2 separate regions of the Mus musculus genome follow, and region 1 is linked to region 2. Evidence: chromatin contacts called from ENCODE Hi-C or POLR2A ChIA-PET data. All regions are on one chromosome and are shown on one strand. Each heading gives the region's core, a stretch centred on a gene start or an enhancer-like site at or near the end of the contact. The rest is flanking DNA. Distances are from core to core; before and after follow the strand shown.

The links. A loop is a pair of places that touch in the nucleus more often than their neighbours do. ChIA-PET counts read pairs that join two places held with the same protein, here RNA polymerase II (POLR2A).
Region 1: a map of heart shows a loop between it and region 2 (3-fold over the local background). The contact joins the promoter of Hlx here to the promoter of Dusp10 in region 2. A Hi-C loop is called at or near these places in 6 of 37 maps with a recorded cell type or tissue (heart and v-Abl transformed pro-B cells). POLR2A ChIA-PET finds 5 or more read pairs at or near these places in 1 of 5 experiments (Patski).

Annotation. Positions count from the first base shown.
Region 1 is chr1:184,731,156-184,736,788 of GRCm38, reverse strand. It overlaps Hlx (H2.0-like homeobox), which reads left to right and starts at 4,296. Exons shown (of 4, transcript NM_008250.2): 1 at 4,296-5,230. The coding sequence starts at 4,648.
Region 2 is chr1:184,031,164-184,037,307 of GRCm38, reverse strand. It overlaps Dusp10 (dual specificity phosphatase 10), which reads right to left and starts at 2,927. Exons shown (of 4, transcript NM_022019.6): 1 at 2,739-2,927; 2 at 1-507. The coding sequence starts at 469. 1700056E22Rik (RIKEN cDNA 1700056E22 gene) reads left to right here and starts at 3,310. Exons shown (of 1, transcript NM_028516.1): 1 at 3,310-4,276. The coding sequence starts at 3,448. The coding sequence ends at 4,152.

The sequences.
Region 1 (5,633 bases), core at 3,047-5,546, 700 kb before region 2:
GAGAGAGACAGACAGAGAGAGAGAGAGAGAGAGAGAGAGAGAGAGAGAGAGAGAGAGAATGGGGGCAAAGACAAGAGCCAAGCATCTACATATGTATGATGAGATGCATCCTAAGAATGAGTGAAAGGAAACAAGGAGAGACACCTGGGGCAAGTGGGACTGGACCCCAAAGGGCTTGGAGTTTTGGGTCTCAGACCTACGGAATACATAAAGTTTAAAGGGGGAGGCTATGGTCGTAGGAGAGCCTGGGACACCTGGGAAATGGGGGAAGAGTATGTGTGAATAGATCAAATGGCTACAGTCCTATTGCTCCATCTACCTCATAGAAAGTCCCTCCCCCCAACAGGAGTAACCAACCCCAAGGGCTCAGAAAACAGGTGAGTCTGTTTAGAATAGTTCTCTCCCTCACAGCCTCTCTCTCTTTCCTTGTAAATGTTCTCTAGAGCCTAAACTGTAATATTTAGAAGCCCCACCCACCCACCCAACGTCCTGCATCCACCGACAATTGTGAACTGGACCAGCGGGCCATAAATCTAACTCTAGCTGGTGGAGGAGCAGGCAAGTCTCTCAAAGTCTTCAATACCAGGACATGCTGCATTTCTACTTCTGTTTTCTTTACAAATATTTGTTTCTCTCTCCTTCCAAACAAAACAAAACAAAACAAAACAAAACAACTCCCACCCTGGTAGCATGTTTGACAGAAAGTGAACCAGAGATGGAGTCCCCATGTGGAGATAGGAGTAACTTCACATATTATATTCCCCAGAATCTCAAGACAGAAACAGAAGTCCAGCACAGCTCTGGCTAGTTTAAGTTCACCTTGAGTGTTCTTCCTGCCATAAGGAATGCCTAGCATGCTCTGTGGCTGACTTTGTGTGTCCCTGGGTCTAAAGCAAGAATTTGCTCATCTGAGCAAAAGAGAGAACCAAAGAGAGACCAGTTGGGCCTCCTGCCTGAGTGTTGTATTTGCATCGAATCCTTTCCTTTAGCTTAAATCCCCGTAAACCACATTGTCAAATTCTAAAGGGGACCTGCCTTGACCTTGACTATTCTTGGTATTGCGAAATAATCTTTGGCTGTGTGCCTTCTCTGGAAAAGAAAAGGGGGAGGTCTGGTTGTATAGATAGTAATCACAAATGAGCAGATGCCCTAGGCACAGCAGCAACTTGCAAAGTTTTTAGCCACTTTTAAGGATGCCAGTGTGTGAACGAAGTTCAAGTAATTTGATTTAATCGGGCCCTTTTCTTTCCCTGGTGGTTACAAGGTCCCTTGGGAGTCCACGCCTCTGCCCCCAGGGCCTCCCTGACTAGGTGCACAACGCAACAACAACTCTGGGCTAGTTCATTTCACCACAGCCCGGGGACGCTCGGAAAGCAAAGATTAAAGGCGAAAGTCGCAGCTGTGTATTTATATTTTCATTGCTAGAAGGGAATTGATTTCCGTGCATTTATTTTGGAAGTTGTAATACAGAAGAGCGGATTTGCGTCACCACAGCAACTTGCCGGTGGAGATAAAGTTGCACAAATATTGAAAGGGGAAGTGCTAGGAGTCATTATAGAGTTTTTCTCCGGAAGAAATAAGGATTTCTGCAGTATCCTAAAATACTAGGACCGCTTCTATTTTGAGACCAATCTCGCAGGCATATCCGCTCATTTAGCCCAAGTTTGAGCCCATCAAAAAAACAGGAGATGACCTGAACTCCGGGCGAGCCCCGGGTTTCCTGCTGCTTTCTTGGTTCTGAAGGGTAGGGGTAAGGAGGAGGGCAGTGTTCCAAGCTCCCGCCAAAGCGACTGGTCTACAGGGCTTGGGCCTGGAGCAAGAGAGAGTGACCCAAAGTCCTTCCCCTCTTTTCTTTTCTTTTCTTTTCTTTTCTTTTCTTTTCTTTTCTTTTCTTTTCCTCTCCTCTCCTCTCCTCTCCTCTCCTCTCCTCTCCTCTCCTCTCCTCTCCTCTCCTCTCCTCTCCTCTCCTCTCCTCTCCTCTCCTCTCCTCTCCTCTCCTCTCCTTCCCTTTCTTTTGCACCGGGAGCTCCGATTAGGCCTCGGGTGACAAGGCTGCGCTGGGCTGCGACGGCTGCAAAGGTGCCTCAGGCTTGGGAAAACGGAGGATCGCTCAGATATGATGCAGTTACAGCTGAGCTGCGGAGGAGGCAGTCCTTGCAGCCTAGCCTTTGATCTGCGGGGCACTCCTGGTTTCTAATGCCGCAGATGCGTTTGGGCTGTGGGCGCAGCCAGACACCCAAGAGCACTCCTGTTCTACACACACAACTCCGGTTCAGCCGACTCAAACAGAGCAAAGAGGGGAAAGGGGCGGGGAGCCTTATTTCTAGGGGAGGAGGAGAAGATGCAGGCCTCTGGGCGAAGCGTCATTTTGAGCTGGGACTTGGCTATAGACCGCTTCGCTGTCTGGACGTCTTGAGGTTAAACTGGAATCGCAACTGAATTACAAGGCTGTTAGAAAAGACCGGCAACAGAGACAGGCAGCCTAGATACTCTCTCCCTAGGCTAGTAGTGACTTGCTTTCTCTAATACCCAGTGAAGTTAATGAACAGGTCTCTCACCGCATCACCAGAACTTTAGCCCAAAACTCACCTCCGGTGGCCTCTGTACTTGTCACAAGTCCACCCTCTGCTCCCTGCTAGACAGGATTTCCGGCCCCTCTCGTCCCAGGCACCATTGCCCTCAACTGTCTATACCCCTCCATTCCTTGATATAGTTAGTACCCCTGTCCCTGATACTGGGACATCATAGCCTGTGATTGATTAGCCATCGATTGCTTTCGAGGAAAAAGGCGTCCGCTAATGATGACAATACCGGCGACCAAGGACACGAAGCTGTTAGACATTAATCCAAGAGCTCACGCCAATCCTGAGCTGATAGTAGCCTGGCAGTTCCCTCACGGCTTCCAGTTTTTGGTATCTTATTGCTGAGGGGAAATAAGCCTGCCTTGGAATATCATTCCGGAGACACTTACTTGGACAATCGAAAACAAAAGATTTGGTGGTTTCGTTATTGTCATTATTTTATTTTCTTCCTGAAATGTGCAACAACCGTTCATCTAGGTGGCCTGTGGTCTGTTTGGGAGAGGGGCGGGGAAATCCACTCTGACTATAATTTAAAAGAGAACGAATTCTTAAAATAGAGATGTTGATGCGACAGAAAATTCCCAGTGCACCTAGGCTGAGTTCTAAAGACCCTAGCAAGAATGGAAGGCGCTGGCTGTGGAGGCTCGGACAGTGCCTCCCTCCAACAGGCCAAAGCGGATCCTGGAAAAACTGCAGCCGAATTAAAAGTAGGTATTTAATCTCAAAGGCAACCGCTCCCTGGCACTTGCAAAACATAGGACCTCACGTGACCAGGGGATGTGGTGGCCGCGGAGGGTAGCACTTCCTACAAGGTGCAGAGAGGGGACACGCGTGCCGCTCTTCTGGGGCTGCACTCCTTGTTGGTTCCGAGGCTCAGGGTAAAAGTTTGGCTGTTTCTAAGGGAGACGTTTGGAGCCATCTATCTTATTTTTGTTTGAAAAGTCACTCTTTCAAGTTGTCACTGGAATGACAGCTCCGAATAAAACTAATTTGTGGTCTGCCCTCCTCCTGGCTTCTTGGAGCAGCTCTGGTGAGCTGAGAAACCAGCGGATTACAGTAGACTTGGGTCGGGATTCTGGGCTGTAGGGGCGCTGAGAGGATGGGGCCTTTACCTAGGACTTGTGATAAAAGCACCTGGGTAAAAGCAGAGAGAAGGAAAGTCGCATGAGAGCGGAATACGGAAGGGACAGCCTGCGGACCGCCAGCGTGGTCTGCTGGGGTGGAGGTTGGGGGTGTACTACAGCAGAGTACGGGAGCCTCAGTGATCCCCCTCCTCCGCAGCTCCAGGAAAATTCCGGAGACCGGCTCCGAGGCTCTGCCGCTGGCGGGTCCCCGAGCTGCAGGGGACAGAGGAGAGCCAGAGGCCCGAGGAGTCTCGACCCCCAAGCGGCTCCCAGAGACGCTCAGTACTCAGCTTAGCCCACGCTGCCGCAGAAAACACTTTGGCGTGGCCAGGGCGTGGCCGAGCTCGGCCACGCCCCCCTCTTTCCCAATTCCCCTCCACTCCGGAGTCCCATTGGTCACGAAGACGTCCAATGAGCGCACGGATCAAGGTCCTACCCGGGGTCTGACTCGAAAGCTCCTGCCAAAACTTTGGGAGTTTTTAGAGAGGAGTTTTTTTTTTTTTTTTAATTTTTTTCCTTTTTTTTTTTTTTTTTTTTTTTTAAACTAACGGATCATTATTGTTGTTTTAAATTTAGCTCTTAGGGCTTAGCTGTTTGGGTTTTTCTTTCGGTGTCGGGTCCCTGTCTCCCCGGCTTCTGCGGAGTAGCAGAGCGAGGCCGCGCTCGCCTTGTCGCCCCAGCGCCTGGCGATCGCCTCCATCCACCCGGCGGGGAGCGCGCCCGCCGCGCCGCCTTTCAAGCCAAGCCAGGGGCCCAGGCCGTGGCGGGCGGCGATCGGGCCCTCGCCTCGTCCCTCGGTGGCGCTAGGGCTCCCCGGTTGGCCCTCCGCTTCAGGGCGGGCGAAGAACCGAAAGCAGCTCGGGCTCGGCTGGGACACCGCCTCTGCCCGAGCGCCCACCCACTTCCCCACTCACCCAGGACCCCGCCGGGATCCTGCCAGGATGTTCGCAGCCGGCCTGGCTCCCTTCTATGCTTCCAACTTTAGTCTCTGGTCAGCCGCCTACTGCTCCTCGGCGGGCCCGGGCGGCTGCTCCTTCGCCCTGGACCCAGCCGCTGTCAAGAAACCCTCTTTCTGCATCGCGGACATCCTGCACGCCGGCGTCGGGGAGCCGGGGCCCGCTGCAGAGGGACTGGTGGGGGCCTCGGCAGCCCTCACCGCACACTTGGGCTCCGTGCACCCGCACGCCTCCTTCCAAGCTGCCGCCAGATCCCCGCTCCGTCCCACCCCGGTGGTGGCGCCCTCAGAAGTCCCGGCTGGCTTCCCTCAGCGGCTGTCTCCGCTCTCTGCCGCCTTCCACCAGCATCTCCCGCAGCAATCACCAACGCAGCAACAGCAACCGCAGCAGCAGCCCCCGCCTCCACCCCGGGCGGTCTCCCTGCAGCCACCGACTTCGGGGACGCGGGTGGTCCCCCACCATAGCGGCTCCGCCCCTGCCCCCTCCAGCAAAGACCTCAAATTTGGTATCGATCGAATTTTGTCTGCGGAATTTGACCCAAAAGTTAAGGAAGGCAACACTCTGAGAGGTACGTATCGCTGGAAGGCCTCAGGCCTCACCACCACCCATGAGGGGCCTGATGTCAGGAGGATTTGGGGTGCGTTTATTTTTAAGGACAGAACGGTAGAATGAGGGCGAAGAAAACGAAATGAAGGAAAACTTAGTGACATGTAAAAGTCAGCTATCCCATGTTTAAAAACATATCTTCGTGTTGCTTAAACAGCATAGAAACGGATGACCATACTCTGGTTGCTGCAAAGTTTTGCAAAAGTGTGTATTATCCATCTTTTGAATGAAATATCTGCAGAACGACCTAGATCTTTCTGACAAGGAAATCTCAGCGTGGGGACACTTTGCATTTATTTGATTTCCAGTATTTCTTAAGAATTGCGGGGAAGCAAACCGGCCAGTCTAAGCTCCTGAAGGAAGGC
Region 2 (6,144 bases), core at 1,678-4,177:
CCAGGTCATTGGGGTAGATGATCTTGATGCTGGCTAGCTGCTTGGGAGTCCCTGACACAGGGCTGCCCACCCCACCCGATGGACTTAACACAGAGCCTGTGTTTTCATTGTTGTTGACCATCTGGTTAGCAGGGCAGGTGGTCGAGGTTCCTATGGCGGTGGTGGCAGTGCCTGCAGCAATGGCTTGAGTCTGGGCCTGATGATCCTTGTCGTAGGTTGCCACAGTGCAGCAGCTAGTGCTGCTGCATCCGCAATTCAGGGAGCGGGCAGAGCCGCTGGATGAGGGCATATACGTCAGATTCGCAGCCTTGAGGGTCACAACGGCGGTGGCAAGGACAGGAGCGTGGCTACCACTACCTGGGCTGGCAGAGCCAAGGTAGCTTGAGTCTAAACAAAGGTTGAGATCCTGAGGTCGGACAGGCCTAGATAGTGCCACTACTACCCTGTCGTCTAAAGGAGATGGAGGCATGAGGAGGCTGAAAACTGGCAATTCAAGAAGTCAAGAGTCTGGAAAGAAGGGGAAGAAAGAAAAAAATAAAGTCACATGAAAACAAAGCCAGTCTCATCCAATCCCCGGGGGAAGACCTCTGCATATCTCTGAGCAAAGTCAAAGTCCTTCTAGGTGCCCTAGGTTGTGATACTATCAAAGGCTAAAATTCACTTTGATCTGTTCAGAGAGGATGCATACCTGAGGGGCCCCATCCATTCTGATGCTAAGTCAAAGGTTAAAATTAGACTTGACATTAGAAACGGTAAGAGACCTCCTGTCACATAATGTTAGAGACATGCATCCAAGTTCAGCCTTAGTGGAGGTAAAGGCACAGAGGCCTGAAAAACAGTGAAGGCAGACAGGGAGGCTCTTAGATTTATTCTGAGCCTCCTCTCCTGTGCAGAGAAGTCTATTTCACCTGTGATGGATGCATCTGTCCACCCTGGCATGTACTGTATTTCATTTCTTTCCCCAGAGCCAAGGCAAAGAGACAAGCAAGAGCACTGTTGGAGCTCACAGAGATGCACGGAGATGCTTGGCAGCTAGCTATATTTACATGGGGGCTGGATGTTAACCTTCTGCATATCAGAAGGAATGTGTCTCCCTAAGTCAGCCTCCATGGCTAGGAGCTAATCTTCCTTTCCATTCTGGTGGGTCCTTTGAAAAGCTCAACGTCATCCTATTCAGAGCTCACATTAGACTCTTCCAAATCAAATCAAGCCATTACCACACACACACACACACACACACACACACACACACACTTACACTACGAATAACTATCCAGAAACCAAGTTTCCAAGGAGTCAGATCTAGGAACCCCACCCCAGGCTGACCCATGGCCCGTTCCTCTGTGACCCCACTCATCCTTACACTTCTCTATGCTGTGCCCCTAAGCAAAAAAGAGCATGTGTTTCATCTGGTCATACAGACAGACTTTGCATCTCCACTGGAGTGGCAACTTTGTAAAAAATGTTTCAACCCTATACTGATATTCTTCTTGGAAACAGTGTGGATTCCAAGAGGGCAACCTCACTCGTCCCTTTACCACAGTTAGGCTAATTGGGAAGCTCAGACCTAGAGCCCACGGGGGCTGCCTTTGCCTCCTCCAAGGGTGCCTGCAATGGATCACTTTCCTCCTCCCGGTAGGCACAAGGCCACCCTATAACATAGCAATTCTGACTCCTCTACTAGAGAAATCAAACCCCAAGCAAGAGCCACTCATCTAAACGAACTTTAAGAGCTGACTGGAAAAACATCAAGGATCATCGGTCTATTCATGACCGTAACTGTTCTCTGAGACCGAGCCAAAGTGTCACCAGCAAAATCCACACACGCGCACCCAGGAGCACGTCCCCACCCGTGTAGGCATATCCCCACTGACTCGGGTTTCTCTCACCCACCTTTGGTTGGGAGCAAAGGATCAAACCTTCTGCCTGCCTCCCTCCCTCCCTCCCCTCCCCTCCCCTCCCTCCCTCCTTCCCTCTCCCTTGCGTAGTATTTTTTTTTTCAGAGCGAGTACTATTCCAAAAACTGTTAACTGTGTCCCAGCTGGAACATGAATGCAGTCAAAGTCTTTGCTATTTTGCTACCTGGTAAGGGGACATCCAGGATTAGTAGCCTATTCCCTAGGAGGAGAACCCGGGAACGACTTTCCAGAGACACAGGCTGGGACCGGTACCTCTTCACTGTGCTGCTGCTCACACACGGGCACAGAGCGCACTGAGATCTGCATCCTTGCAGCAGATAGCTCCAAAGCCAGTCTGGCCCGGGAAACCTCCCACAAAAATAGCACGAACCCCCTACCCCCTTTCTCGCTAATCTTCCTTCCACCACTAACAGGGACTGAAGAAAAACCAAGTGCTTAAAGAATGCTCCTTCCCCACTCCTGGGGCACGTAGCATCCCTATTCCGTGCCACCACTGAGCATCATGAGCAAAGCCTTGGGCTTTGAAAACTGCCATAAAGCATCTTAACCAAACCAAAACTCATTTCCCCTCTTCATCCCAGGGCAAGCAGAGCCAAAAGACTAAACCTTAGGATCTTCCTTACCTGACGTAGGTCCGTCTCTGTCTCTCTGACACTGTCTCTGTCTCTCTCTCTCTCTGTCTCTCTGTCTCTGTCTCTCTCTCTCTCACTCACACACACACACACACACACACACACACACACACACACATACACACACACACACACACGGAACCCTCCACCCTCCGGCTCTGAGTGACCCGTGATGTCTTCCACTTACTTCATCAATAAGCGTAGCCCTCTACCATCTGGCGCCCGCTCCAGCTATGCGCTCGCGCAGTGCGCCCCCATTCACTCAGCTTCATTGATCCCCAGCAGCAACACAGAGTTACTTTCTCTTTTGCTACAGCGTAAATGTAAGCTTTGGAGGGGGCGGGGTTGCCTCCGAGCGACGGCGCGATACGCCAATGAAGACCCAGAGGCTGCCGCCCGCTACATCACAGTGGTCTCTGACCAATAAGAAGCCGAGGAGGGCGGAGAAAGGGGCGAGGCCTCGCCTTGGGAGGGAGGCCGGCTCGGACCCGCTAGTGGGTTTGGTGTGTTAGAACGCGCGGGTGGTGATGTCATTGGCAACCAATCAAAAACTTAAAAGTGCTAGCCCGGGCCCGCTTGGAGCAGCGGCTCTCTATTTACATGTAAACCTAGGCAGCAGGACGCGGTTAACCCTTCCTGGGACTGAAGTGTCAATGGCTTGCTCTGGTCGCTCCGGCTGAAACTGGTTCTTCTGACCCTCCCCCGCCCCCTGTTGAGGACATCAGCCTCGCGGGGTCTCCATTCCGCCTTTTGACTCCAGGTGGAGTGTCCATCCAACTTTCCCCAGGCCGGAGACGACTCGAAGCCGGGTCCCTCCATGGCTGTGGCTGCGCCGCGCGGGACGTGAGCGTGCACAGGGCCGGCCTCCCCGCAGCCCCGCTTGGCCCGGCCCGCAGATGTCGCTGCCCCTCCGGCTGCCCTACTGCTCTCCCGCGCGGCGGCTGCGCGCCGTGCTCTTGTTCCCCTACTTCCGTGACCCTGTCACTCCTCCGCCGTCCCCAACCTGTTCTCAGGAGCCCGACTCCGATCCCGAAGGCGGCACTCCGGAGAGCTACTCGGAGGAGGACGCCTGGCTCTGTGAGAGCAGCCACTGGGGGCCGGTGTTGAAGGGCAGCGTGGGCGCCGTCCCGCAGAGCTGGGCGTGGCCGGGCCCTCCGAACGCCCCACAAGCCCCGCAGCCCAGGCACCGACCTCCTCCCAACGCGGTCCCCGCTTCTCCCGCGGCCACCTCCCCCTGTGCGATGTTTTGGAGCCCGCAGTCCATCCGCCCCCCGGTGCTGGGCCGCCCCCGGCCCTCAGTGGCGCAGGGCCCTCGGCGAGCCAAGGAGCGCCAGCCTGGAACAGCAAGCGCCGGCGGGAAGGAGCCAGAGCTCGGGTTGAACAGCCAGAATGAGCGGCGCTTGAGGAGCATGGAAGGGCCCACGCCAGCTCTCCCGATTCCCCGAACTTTGTCCATCAGAGGGGTCACTACTGGTCGGGGTATGTCACCGGTGAAGAGAAGTGGGAAGCTGAGCAAGCCTGCTAGCGCCTTGCCAGAAAAATATCAGGGAAGGTACAGAAGAATGACCCTGGAATTCAAAGGAGTGGAAAAGCCCAGATGAACTGTGATGAAGTTGCGTTAAAGAATCCTAAAGCAATAGAGCTTTTTATACCTCCCTACCCCCTCAGAGAGGAAGACCAAAATGTGAAGTAATTGAAGTGGAATAAAACATTATCAGCTCCGTGGCAGGTTCAGATGTCCTTAATGATGGGAGGCGTTTGCTTTAGGCCCCAGACATTCACCATTGCTGTTGATCTAGGATCATAAGGTGTCCAACCATCATCACCTTCGCTGACTAGCTCTGTCGATTCAGCATGATCTCCCTTGAGTTGAGCACTTCTACACAAGTGCACACTGGGGTTGGAAAAGGATTTTCTTTAGCCCCATTCTGTCTACACACCCAAATACACAGCACCCACACCCGAATGTCTGCACACGAGTGTCCAGGTCGCACCCTTTGGTCCTTAGATCTTTGAGGATTAGCAGGATCAGGCTAGTGGAGGAGGTAGGCTGTGCGCATTTTCCGTGGAACCCAGAAAAGAATTTCCCAGAGCACTTTTGTAGGTTATCTATATCCCTGAATATTTACTGCTGGGGTTCCCATTTACGGTTTGAGTTCTAGGTATTAGGTCTGATGCTTGTCTGTCCAGCCACATTTGCTGTGTTCATCACTGTGTACATTTGTAAACAGCAAACTCCCGTCCTTGCTCCGAAAAAGATGAAAAGATGCTTGTGGAAGTGGTTGGGGTATAGTAGAGCGAGGTTCTCTATTGACCGAAGGCTTTGGGAAGGTTGTGTTTGCTTTAGGCTGGAGGAGCCTCTGTCTAAAGGTACTGACAACCTGTAAATTGTGATTCACAAAGCCTGATGCCGGCAATGTGAGAAAGAAATGTAACTCATTTAATGAGATGATTATTATAGTTTCAGACTAATAAGTTATAGTAATTCTGTTAACTAAAAGTCTGTCATCCAGGCTGAAAAATTGGGAAAACTGACAAAATTACTCATCAATCAAACCCGAAGCATTGAGTAATTTCCATGTCATTAACATATGCATGGTAATTACCAGCCATTAACATATGCTAAAGATCCGGAGGCTTTTTAAATTAGGCAGCAGTTTGAGTAGCTATACTCAAAGAAGTCAGATTCCAGGTAGGTTTTTCCACTCACTACTCCAGGATGCTTTTGTGCCAAGGGAGGTGATTTCAATTACTAATTTGGAGTCATAATGTAAAAATACTTTCTAAAACTTAGCCCTTAAGTTTAAATGTATGGGATCAGTCAGTCAGCAAAGGGCCATGAACACAATCGGATACCCAGGAACACCTTGCTGTTTAGTTTTTGTCCCAGAGAAAGAGTAAAGCCTCTTTACTGCCCTTGGGCCACGTAGTGCACTTATGCTGGTCTGTGACTTTGTTGCTACTGAAAGGAGCATAGAGTTTCTACCAGATCCTTGTGCTGTGTGTTAGAGCTGAAGGACAAAGCTAATTGTGGCCAAGATCAGAGACAGAAAACAGACTGATACAGGGCATGTTCAAGAGGTTAAGTCAGGTGCTTGGTGGCAGAATGGTGAGGTCTTCAATAGCCCTGAAGGCCAAGATAGATTCCCGGATTCGGTTAGGGAAAGGGAGTTTGGCAAAGTTAAATCCCCAGGTAAGGTGGCATTCAATCAGCAAATAGGGAAGGCACTGGGGAATAGAAAGGAGGAAGTAGGAGATGAAGTCCCAGGAGTACGCCTGGGAAATACTTCACAACCCTCGCCAGCCTAGACCTGGGCTAGGAGCAGCCCCTGGAGAAAGAGGCCACGAAGGTCCACTCGCATGTTGAACTTCAGTCCTCAGTGTGATAGTATTAAGGGATAGACACTTGTCTGAGGTGGTAATGCCATGAGGGCAGGGCCTTTGCAGATGGAACTGGGAAGGGAATTATTGTGTCCTCTCTGCCCTGTGTATATGTCGTGTTCATTTCTTCCCAGTTACACGGTGACAGTGCATCTTGGAAGCAGAGGCTAGGCCCTCACCAGAGGCCTTAATCTGTCTCCTCAGACTCAAGA